2 separate regions of the Homo sapiens genome follow, and region 2 is linked to region 1. A link is a contact called in ENCODE Hi-C data. All regions are on one chromosome and are shown on one strand. The core of a region is the stretch at or near the end of the contact, and the rest is flanking DNA. Distances in the headings are between cores, read along the strand shown. Region 1 holds the start of LINC02705 (long intergenic non-protein coding RNA 2705). Region 2 overlaps MS4A4A (membrane spanning 4-domains A4A).

Region 1 (4,636 bases), core at 1,371-3,870:
TAATCCTCGGCAAGGGAACACAGTGTTACTGACCTTATGCAAAGTATCTAAGCCTTGATGAACGAAATTTGGACATTTACCTTCCTGCTCAGATTCCAGAAAGAAAGAGAACTGACTATTTGCAGCAAAATTTCAGGCAATATTTTTCCATACCCAAGTTTCCTGTAGCTCAGTTTACAGTGACCCCCACAGGCCTGGCGTTCACATCATCTCCACTTAGACTCCTTGTAAGATCAAACATGGGACTACTATAAGGCACGGTCTCTTCCTACCTTTGCATCTCTTCAGGGCACACCAATGGAAGTTATTGTCCTTTCTGGTGTGTGGACTCTAATTCACAGTCCTCAAAGAGGATGAATACCTGTCTGATGTGTAATTTGTGATGAAACTTTGTCTTAGACCCATGGGCCACTAGTTTCCTGTGATTTATCTCACTCTCCTTGCCAGATAGGTATCTGCAATGTTTTTAAGTTTTGTAATATATCCCTGATATAATAATCTAACTTCACTTCTCACATGCTAACACAGTATCAATGTAAGAGCACATTGTCAATGCTAGCTCCCCTCCATTGCCGTGTCTCCTGAATAGTATGCATGTCTCGCTTGCCAGATTCACTGTTAATAGGACTCATGTTTCTCTGGCTTCATGTAATAAAAACTAACTATAAATTATGAGTGCTTCTGAATTAGGGATCTTCTTAAAAACATGATTTTATTTAATAATATTGTATTTTATAAAATCCTTATTGTGTATCTTATCACATAACAGTTGTAATTATTTAATATACTTTCCCGACTATTACTTCTGTTTTTTTGAAAAACTCTCCTCCCGGTTCATGTGATTTCATTAGACTTGTAACCCCAGGTATGACAAAGTCTTTTCTTATGCCACAGTAACTGGACTGCTCTATTTTCTCATCCTTGTAAAATGGTAACTCCTTAGTGAATGCTTCAGAAGTTTCCAAAAATTCAAGAAAAATACCATATTGTTGGCAAATGTTAATTTATTGTGTATCATATTTAAGGCAGTAGGAAAAATGTTTCATAGAACCAAAAGATTGACATCATGTAAACAAACAAACAAAAATCAGTTTGCTACTAACACTTTCCCAATCCACTCTCTCATCTTGGTATTTTTTTCTTTTTCTTTTTCTTTTTTTTTTGCCAAGGACTTCTTAAAATCTTTTCAGGATTTTTCTTATAAAATATTTTGTAATATTTGAAACAAAACAATAAGCCTAATAACATCCTGACATCCATTAACATTTAAACAATTCAACTTGGACTCTAAATTCCCTCTACAAATCATGTTAATTCTATGATTCCTCCACAAGAATTTACATAGGTGAATATCTATACACATATGTATGTTTACATATATATGCACATATCTATATACATATATATGTGTCTTTTAACTTACTGATTTTTTTCTCCATTGTAAGCACTTATTTGGATGTTCAAGACACATGATAATAGAAACATTTACTTCCAAGTTTAATTTTGTAAGGCAAAATTCTCATTTTGTTTCTGGACAAAAATATCTTTTGGGCCTTTATATCAGCCTCCTCATATATTTTCTCATTCCAGGGGAGAAACTGGTTTTCATCTGGTTCTGTCGATCAACCAGAAAACTCTTGGATATCCCATTTCAGAGTCAAAGATATTAACATAATGTTCATTACACTATTGTGTGTGTAATTGGTTAAATTACAGCATAATTTTCTCTTTCTTTGCAACAGAATTGTGTTTTTGCCATGGAAAACATGTTCCCAATTAAGTGTGGTGACTGGAGGCCACTCATTGGTAAATTACAGATGTCACTTTATACCTGGATATATATATGTGTGTGTGTGTGTGTGTGTGTGTGTGAGCATGCATGTGTATATATACATATATATGTGTATCTTTATATGTGTGTGTGTGTGTGTATATATATATGTATATATCTCCCAGATATCACTAGATAGGCTTTTACCAAAAACAAAACAAAACAACTGCAGGATGTCATTTTACAGCACTTTCAACTATCTCCATGGATACAATATGATGTTGTTTCTCTGTCCAGTCCCAGCTAGATGCAACACAAGGAAAACTAGTTATCCATGGCACATGGACCAGACCATTAAAGAACAATGGTAAAGACACCACTTTCCACAATACCCTTCCGTGAGTTAGTCTCACTGTCGCTTTTGCATAGATGCATGTCCCTGTTACAGACTTGTCCACTGACTCTCAAAGACATTAGCTTTCATATCCAGCATTCAGCAGTTCTTCCGAAATGAGGATACAAGGCAAGTGTTGATGATGGTTATGCTCTAGTGTCCTAATTATTCCCTTCATTTACACCTCTATTGTTTTTCCTGGCTGACTTGCTGCTATTTCCACTTCCCTGGAGTAGTGCTAGCTCTACACCTATTTAGGTTAGCAAGTCCTGTTCACTCTTATAAGGTGTCTTTGGGGATAGATTTGTTAGGGTGTAACTCAGCACAGTAACCCCACAGAGGGTTCTAATTTCCCCTCAGATATGTGGTCTTGTGGTATTTCTATAATGTGTTATATTTCTAGATTTTTATGTGTATTTCCAGAAAAAAAAAACCCGTCTCTACTAAAAATACAAAAACAAGTTAGCCGGGCATGGTGGCGGGCACCTGTGGTCCCAGCTACTCAGGAGGCTGAGGCAGGAGAATGGTGCAAACCCAGGAGGCAGAGCTCGCAGTGAGCGGACATCGTGCCACTGCACTCCAGCCTGGGTCTGTCTCAAAAAAAAAAAAAAAAAAAACAAAAAAAGAAATTACCAGTAAACAGAGAGCCTAAGAATGAGAAAAAGTACTCACAAACTATACATCTGCCAAAGGTCTAATATCCAGCTTCTACAAGGATCTTAAGCAAAAACCAAAAAAAAAAAAAAAAAAAAAATCCAATTAAAAATGGGAAAAGGACATGCACAGACACTTTTCAAAAGAAGACATACAAGCAACCAACAAATATGAAAAAATGTTCAACATCATGAATCATCAGAGAAATGCAAATCAAAACCACAATAAGATACCATCTTACACCAGTCATAAAGGCTATCACTAAAAAGTCACAGAACAACAGATGCCGACAAGGCTGTGGAGAAAAGAGAACACTTACACACTGTTGGTGGGAATGGAAACTGGTTCAGCCACTGTGGAAAGCAGTGTGGTGATTCCTAGAAGACCTAAAAACACAACTACCATTTGACTCAGCAATCCTGTTACTGGGTTTTCCCAAAGGAAAATAATTCATTCTATCAAAAAGACACATGCACACATATGTTCATTGCAGTGCTACTCATGATAGCAAAGACATGGAATCAACCTAGGGGCCTGTCCATGGTGGATTGGATAAAGGAATTGTGGTACATATAAAACATGGAATACTATGCGATCATAAAAAACAATGAAAGCTTGTCCTTGGCAGCAACATGGATGGAACTGGAGGCCATTATCCTAAGCAAATGAACGGAAGAACAGAAAACCAAATACTGCATTGTTTTCACTAGCAAGTGGGAGCTAAATATTGAATACATATGAATGTAAAGATGGGAACAATAGACATTGAGGACCACTCACTCGATGGGGAAGGGAGGGAGAGGGGAACAGGTTGAAGAGCCCCTGTTGGGTACTATGCTTACTGCCTGGGTGATGGGATTTTTGGGACCTCAAGCCTCAGCATCATGTAATGTACCCATGTAACAAACCTGCACGTGTACTCTTTAATGTAATGCTGATGCTGATTATGCATTTGATTTCCCACCTTTCAACCCCACAACTTCTCAAGGAACCAGGAAACAGGGTACCATTTTAAAACTTCCAAATTTGTGAAAATAGAAATAAATTTATTACTTGAATTAAGTTCTTTTTCATCAGCTCATGTCACACCAAATCTTTCATGGGACAAAAAGAAACCCACGTTGGTTATGACTCATTGCCTCACCACATGTCTACTGACAATGAGCTCCCAGCCAGTGTCGGCCAGGACACAGTTGTTATTTTTCTTCTATTTTCTGCAATAACAACATCAAAAAAGGCAGTATGTTACCAAGAATAATAGTACCCAAAGTTATCCACATCCTACTCCCTGGAATCTGAGAGTATGCTATGATATCTGGCAAATGATTTTAAAAGTTACAGATAGAATCAAGTTTGCTAAGCAGTTGATCTTAACACAGAGTTTATCCTGGAGAATTATGGCAATTCTAATGTAATAATAAGAGTCCTTATAAGTGGAGAACCTTTCCCAGGTAAGTCTAAGAGAGAATTGAGGATAGAAGAATAGTCAGAGGTGCAACATGAGAAGGACATGATCTGCCACTGCCAGCCTTGAAAAAGCCCATGAGTCAATGAATGAGACAGCCTCAAGGAGCTAGAAAAGGCAAGGTCATGGATTTTTTTCCCTAGAAGCTCCAGAGAGGAAAGTAGTTCTGTAGATAACTTGATTTTTAGCCCAGTGAGACCAGTGTTGTATCCTGACCCACAGAACTCTAAGATAAAATTGTATTGTTTTAAGTCACAAAGCTTGTGGTAATTTGTTACAGGCACAATAGAAAACTAATATAAGCAGTGTGATAATGAGAAATTATAAATCACTCTCCCTCATATATATAGAT
Region 2 (4,636 bases), core at 1,196-3,695, 150 kb after region 1:
CAATTATGAACTGTGTGTGTATAGAGAGATAATAAATTCAAAATTATGTTCTCATTTTTTTCCCTGGAACTCAATAACTCATTTCACTGGCTCTTTATCGAGAGTACTAGAAGTTAAATTAATAAATAATGCATTTAATGAGGCAACAGCACTTGAAAGTTTTTCATTCATCATAAGAACTTTATATAAAGGCATTACATTGGCAAATAAGGTTTGGAAGCAGAAGAGCAAAAAAAAGATATTGTTAAAATGAGGCCTCCATGCAAAACACATACTTCCCTCCCATTTATTTAACTTTTTTTTTCTCCTACCTATGGGGACCAAAGTGCTTTTTCCTTCAGGAAGTGGAGATGCATGGCCATCTCCCCCTCCCTTTTTCCTTCTCCTGCTTTTCTTTCCCCATAGAAAGTACCTTGAAGTAGCACAGCCCGTCCTTGCATGTGCACGAGCTATCATTTGAGTAAAAGTATACATGGAGTAAAAATCATATTAAGCATCAGATTCAACTTATATTTTCTATTTCATCTTCTTCCTTTCCCTTCTCCCACCTTCTACTGGGCATAATTATATCTTAATCATATATGGAAATGTGCAACATATGGTATTTGTTAAATACGTTTGTTTTTATTGCAGAGCAAAAATAAATCAAATTAGAAGCAATACTTTCATGTGCTACCTACTTCCTTTTCAGATGCAATATGGTGGAAAGAGACTAAGCGTTGATGTCAAAAATACAGTATGGTGGTAAATAATGTGGGTTTTCTAAACAGACAACCCTGGGTTTTCATCTTGCTATCCCATCTTTGTTGTTTACTACTTATGTAGCTATGAAGATGCCACAAAATTTCTCTGTGCTTCATATTTCTTTTTAGGAAGGTAGTAATAATATTGTCTGGCCCATACACCTATGATAATTACTTGGTATAACAAAGGTAGAAAAACCAGGACTCTGACTGGTACATATGGAGCCACGAAAGTTTTAATTAATATATATACATGTATATATGTAAATAGATATGTATTAGATATATATATCAATTTATCATTTTATTCAGCATATATCTGTAAAGTATCTGTAATGAGGCAGACATTGTTTTAAGCATATAAGAAAATAGTGGTAAGAGAGATAATATCTTATATATATAAGATAATAGTGGTGAATAAGAGAGAGAACATCCTTCCTCTCTTGTAGGTTAAAACTTTTATGGGACAGGACATAGATTAACATATAAACAATCAAAACCTTTTTATATGTTGTTAGAAGCTAACTGGAAGAATTAATGTGCTAGAGAGTGGCTGCTGTAGTGGTGGTGAGAGATGAGTCATTAGAATGTACCCAGGAAAGTTTTTTTTTTGAGGAAGTGATATTTTCATTATGATAAGATAAAAATTATTGAATTTGCACGGATATTCGTATTTTCCAATTCAGTATATAGTATTTCTAGATTTCTCATTCTGCCCTACACTCACATATCTATTGTATCCACCTTTCTCCATGCACGCTTTTCATGGGAATGTAAGTCCCTCCTTCTATCAGTGCTAACCTGTCTACTTTCTCCAGCTCCAGGGATGGATAAGGTGTGGTAAAAGTCAGTTAAGACATTCTATCTTCTTGGTTGAAAGTTGGAAGGTAATTAGCAAGAACCACCAAATAGAACTTAATACTATTGCTTTTCTTTCTTTTTTTTTTTGAATTTTTTTTTTTTTTTTTTTTGAGACGGAGTCTCGCTCTGTCGCCCAGGCTGGAGTGCAGTGGCGCTATGTCGGCTCACTGCAAGCTCTGCCTCCCCGGTTCACGCCATTCTCCTGCCTCAGCCTCCCGAGTAGCTGGGACTGTATACAAGCGCCCGCCACCGCGCCCGGCTAATTTTTTATATTTTTAGTAGAGACGGGGTTTCACCGTGTTAGCCAGGATGGTGTCTCGATCTCCTGACCTCGTGATCCGCCCGCCTCGGCCTCCCAAAGTGCTGGGATTACAGGCGTGAGCCCCCGCGCCCGGCCAACTGTTAATATTTTACCATGTCATAAAGAGATATTGGTCTATGTATGTACCTAATTCCAATCTTTTAATTATTGTGTATGTACTGATATCCTACTTGTTTTATTTCTTCAATATTGTATTAATACTTGGCAGATTTTGTACTCGGCATTTATTCCCCATTTGTTCTGATAATGATGGCCTGATTTCCTCCAAAAAATCACCATTATCTAACTCTTAATTTATGTACAAGGGTGGAGCTCACCCAACCCCCAATTTCAGGAGTTGACCTGTGTCCTACATCTGGGAAGTGGCAGAATTACATCAACTCAGCTAGAGTGAAGTTCTTTGGTAGCCTTGTGACCTAGGAAAAAACAATTGTGTGAATGACTGACACATTTCCAATCAAAATTAATCTCATCATTTTCACTTCACTGACCAAGAAATGGTCTCCCCATCTTTCCTCTTTCCTGTTGGGTTTGGAGCTGTGAGGACGTAAGTTTGCTGCCATCAGCAGCCCCGTGACAGACAGATGCTCACAGACAAAAGCAGAACTGAGAAGTTCCAAGTGAACGATCAGACCCTAATGTAATTCTTTTGAGTCTCCAAGTCAAGTTTTACCCGGAGTTGGCCCAACCCCTGGGGTTTTAAATATATAAAGACAAGGAAAGAGATTTATTCAGATAGTGCAATAACTGGGCAAAATCCTTCAACGGCTTCCTCTCTAATTCAGAATAAAAGCCAAAGCTCATATAAATCCTACATAGTCCTTACATCACGTGATTCTTTGTTGTTTCTTGGATTTTTAAAATATCCTGACTTATATCCTGATATATTGCTTTGAGATTGTTTAAAATGGTAAGAGAGTGCCTTCTCTTGGTGATAATTAGTGCATACATAATTTTTTTAACACTTACATAAGCAACCTAAGATTAGTGCATTTTTAGTTGTAAAAAGTTCATGCAAATATTTTGTGCTATTAGTGCAAGATATTATGATTCCAACTTTTAGACAAGACTACCTGCACTTGTTTCATGTCATGTGATTTGAAATTTATTCTTCATTTGGTTATTCTTGGTTTTATCTATATGTGATTAGAAAGCAGTAGGAAAATGTCCATGAGACTTTGTCTCCTTTTGCTACTTTTACAATAAAAATAATTATTGTTTCATAGGTTTTTGTTTTTTTTTTTGAGAGAGGGTCTGGCTCTGTTGCACAGGCTGGAGTGCATTAGAACCTCTGCCTCCTGGACTTAAGCCATCCTCCCACCTCAGCCTCCTAAGTAAATGGGACTACAGGTGTGCACCACCACACCCAGCTACTTTTTCTATTTTTTGTAGAGACAGTGTTTCACCATGTTGCCCAGTTTGATTCCCTGTCTGCTTAATGATTGCAAGAGGCTCCCCTGCTGGGTTGAAGTTGGGCCAAGAATTGCCTTAGTAGTGGTTGATACGGTTGGGATGGTATGGTTAAAGTTGAACTCATCATTGAGGGAAGCATCTTGGGACCGCACTTCGCCTTGTAAATAATTGGAAAAAAAAAGTTATAAGGTCTTGAGTATATAAAGTGATATTATTGATAACTTCTAACTATAAGTAGTCCAAGCTCTTCAGGTAGATGCAAGATATCTGTGACTAAAAATGATTTTTTTAAAAAATTTGAATCCAGTATTTTTGGGTTTTTTTTTTGTCTTAGACTCACTGAGGCAAAATGAAGGCTTCACGCTAAGTTAAATTTGTGTTATCAAATATTTCTGTCCCCTTTCTCCTCTAAAATCTAATTTCTCTTCTCTACCAGTCCTAAATATCAAAGATTATAAGAAAAGTAAGGATAATTAAAGATTAAAGAATATTGAGGCTTGTGTATTTTTTCAGTCAATGATAAAGAAACGGGCGATCAATAATAAGCAACTGGTAAGTGTACTATAATCAGCATTGCTACAAAAACTGCTATCTATTGAGAAAACATGCATCCAACTATTAAAAGTAATTTATATTTATAAAATCAAATTAAACCCACTCGTAAATGTAAGAGAAGTCTCAAAGGGCTCATTGTTATAACAGTTATAATAGGTATTTTTACATTTGAGGTTGTAAAATGATAATACTGTATGCAAAGTTAGAGGCAAATCAACAGTTCTAACAGTGATGTGTTACACTTACATTACTCAGTAAATTGGATTATAGAGCATGGAACAATTTGGGGAAGAATCATCTCGGGTGTTCCCACTGACCATTAGAAATCTGTAGTTTATCTTAAATTAACTATTTTTAAAATTTGCCATTTTCCACAACTCTTACTTTTCCTGATTCTGAGTCCTGATCCCATAAACTTGCAATACTCTATGGAAAGGATTTCAAGAGAGACATACTTTTATCTTTAATAAAAACATGAATTAAACCAGAAGGAAGGAAATAAAGAGTTGAAGCCCACTGCTGTGGCTGCTGAAGTAATAGATGCATTTTATCTTAATACTTGACTAGAAATTTCCTGTATCTTCATTTTGTATCTTATTATGAATCTTCATCATTAAAATGTATGATAGCTTTATGGTAGGTCTTGAAATCAGGTAGCATATGTCTCATATTATTTTTCTTCATTAACAAAATTGATTTAGTCAAAGTCTTTAATTATTTCATGTACATTTTGGAATTACTT

What was found. A loop is a pair of places that touch in the nucleus more often than their neighbours do. Pooled maps may share reads with other maps.
Region 2: a loop to region 1 is called in a pooled map, with 2.0 times the contacts of the local background. The contact joins the enhancer-like site here to the promoter of LINC02705 in region 1. A Hi-C loop is called at or near these places in 1 of 168 maps with a recorded cell type or tissue (mammary epithelial cell) and 4 of 50 pooled maps.

The regions. Positions count from the first base shown.
Region 1 is chr11:60,161,780-60,166,415 of GRCh38, forward strand. It overlaps LINC02705 (long intergenic non-protein coding RNA 2705), which reads right to left and starts at 2,621. Exons shown (of 4, transcript XR_950142.1): 1 at 1-2,621.
Region 2 is chr11:60,308,311-60,312,946 of GRCh38, forward strand. MS4A4A (membrane spanning 4-domains A4A) reads left to right here. Exons shown (of 7, transcript NM_148975.3): 7 at 1-660. Among named protein-coding and RNA genes, the nearest start is that of MS4A6E, 17 kb to the right of the region's middle. Within about 2 kb of position 2,446, at least 4 of the 41 ENCODE cell types and tissues checked have a DNase peak (open chromatin) inside an H3K27ac peak, as active enhancers do.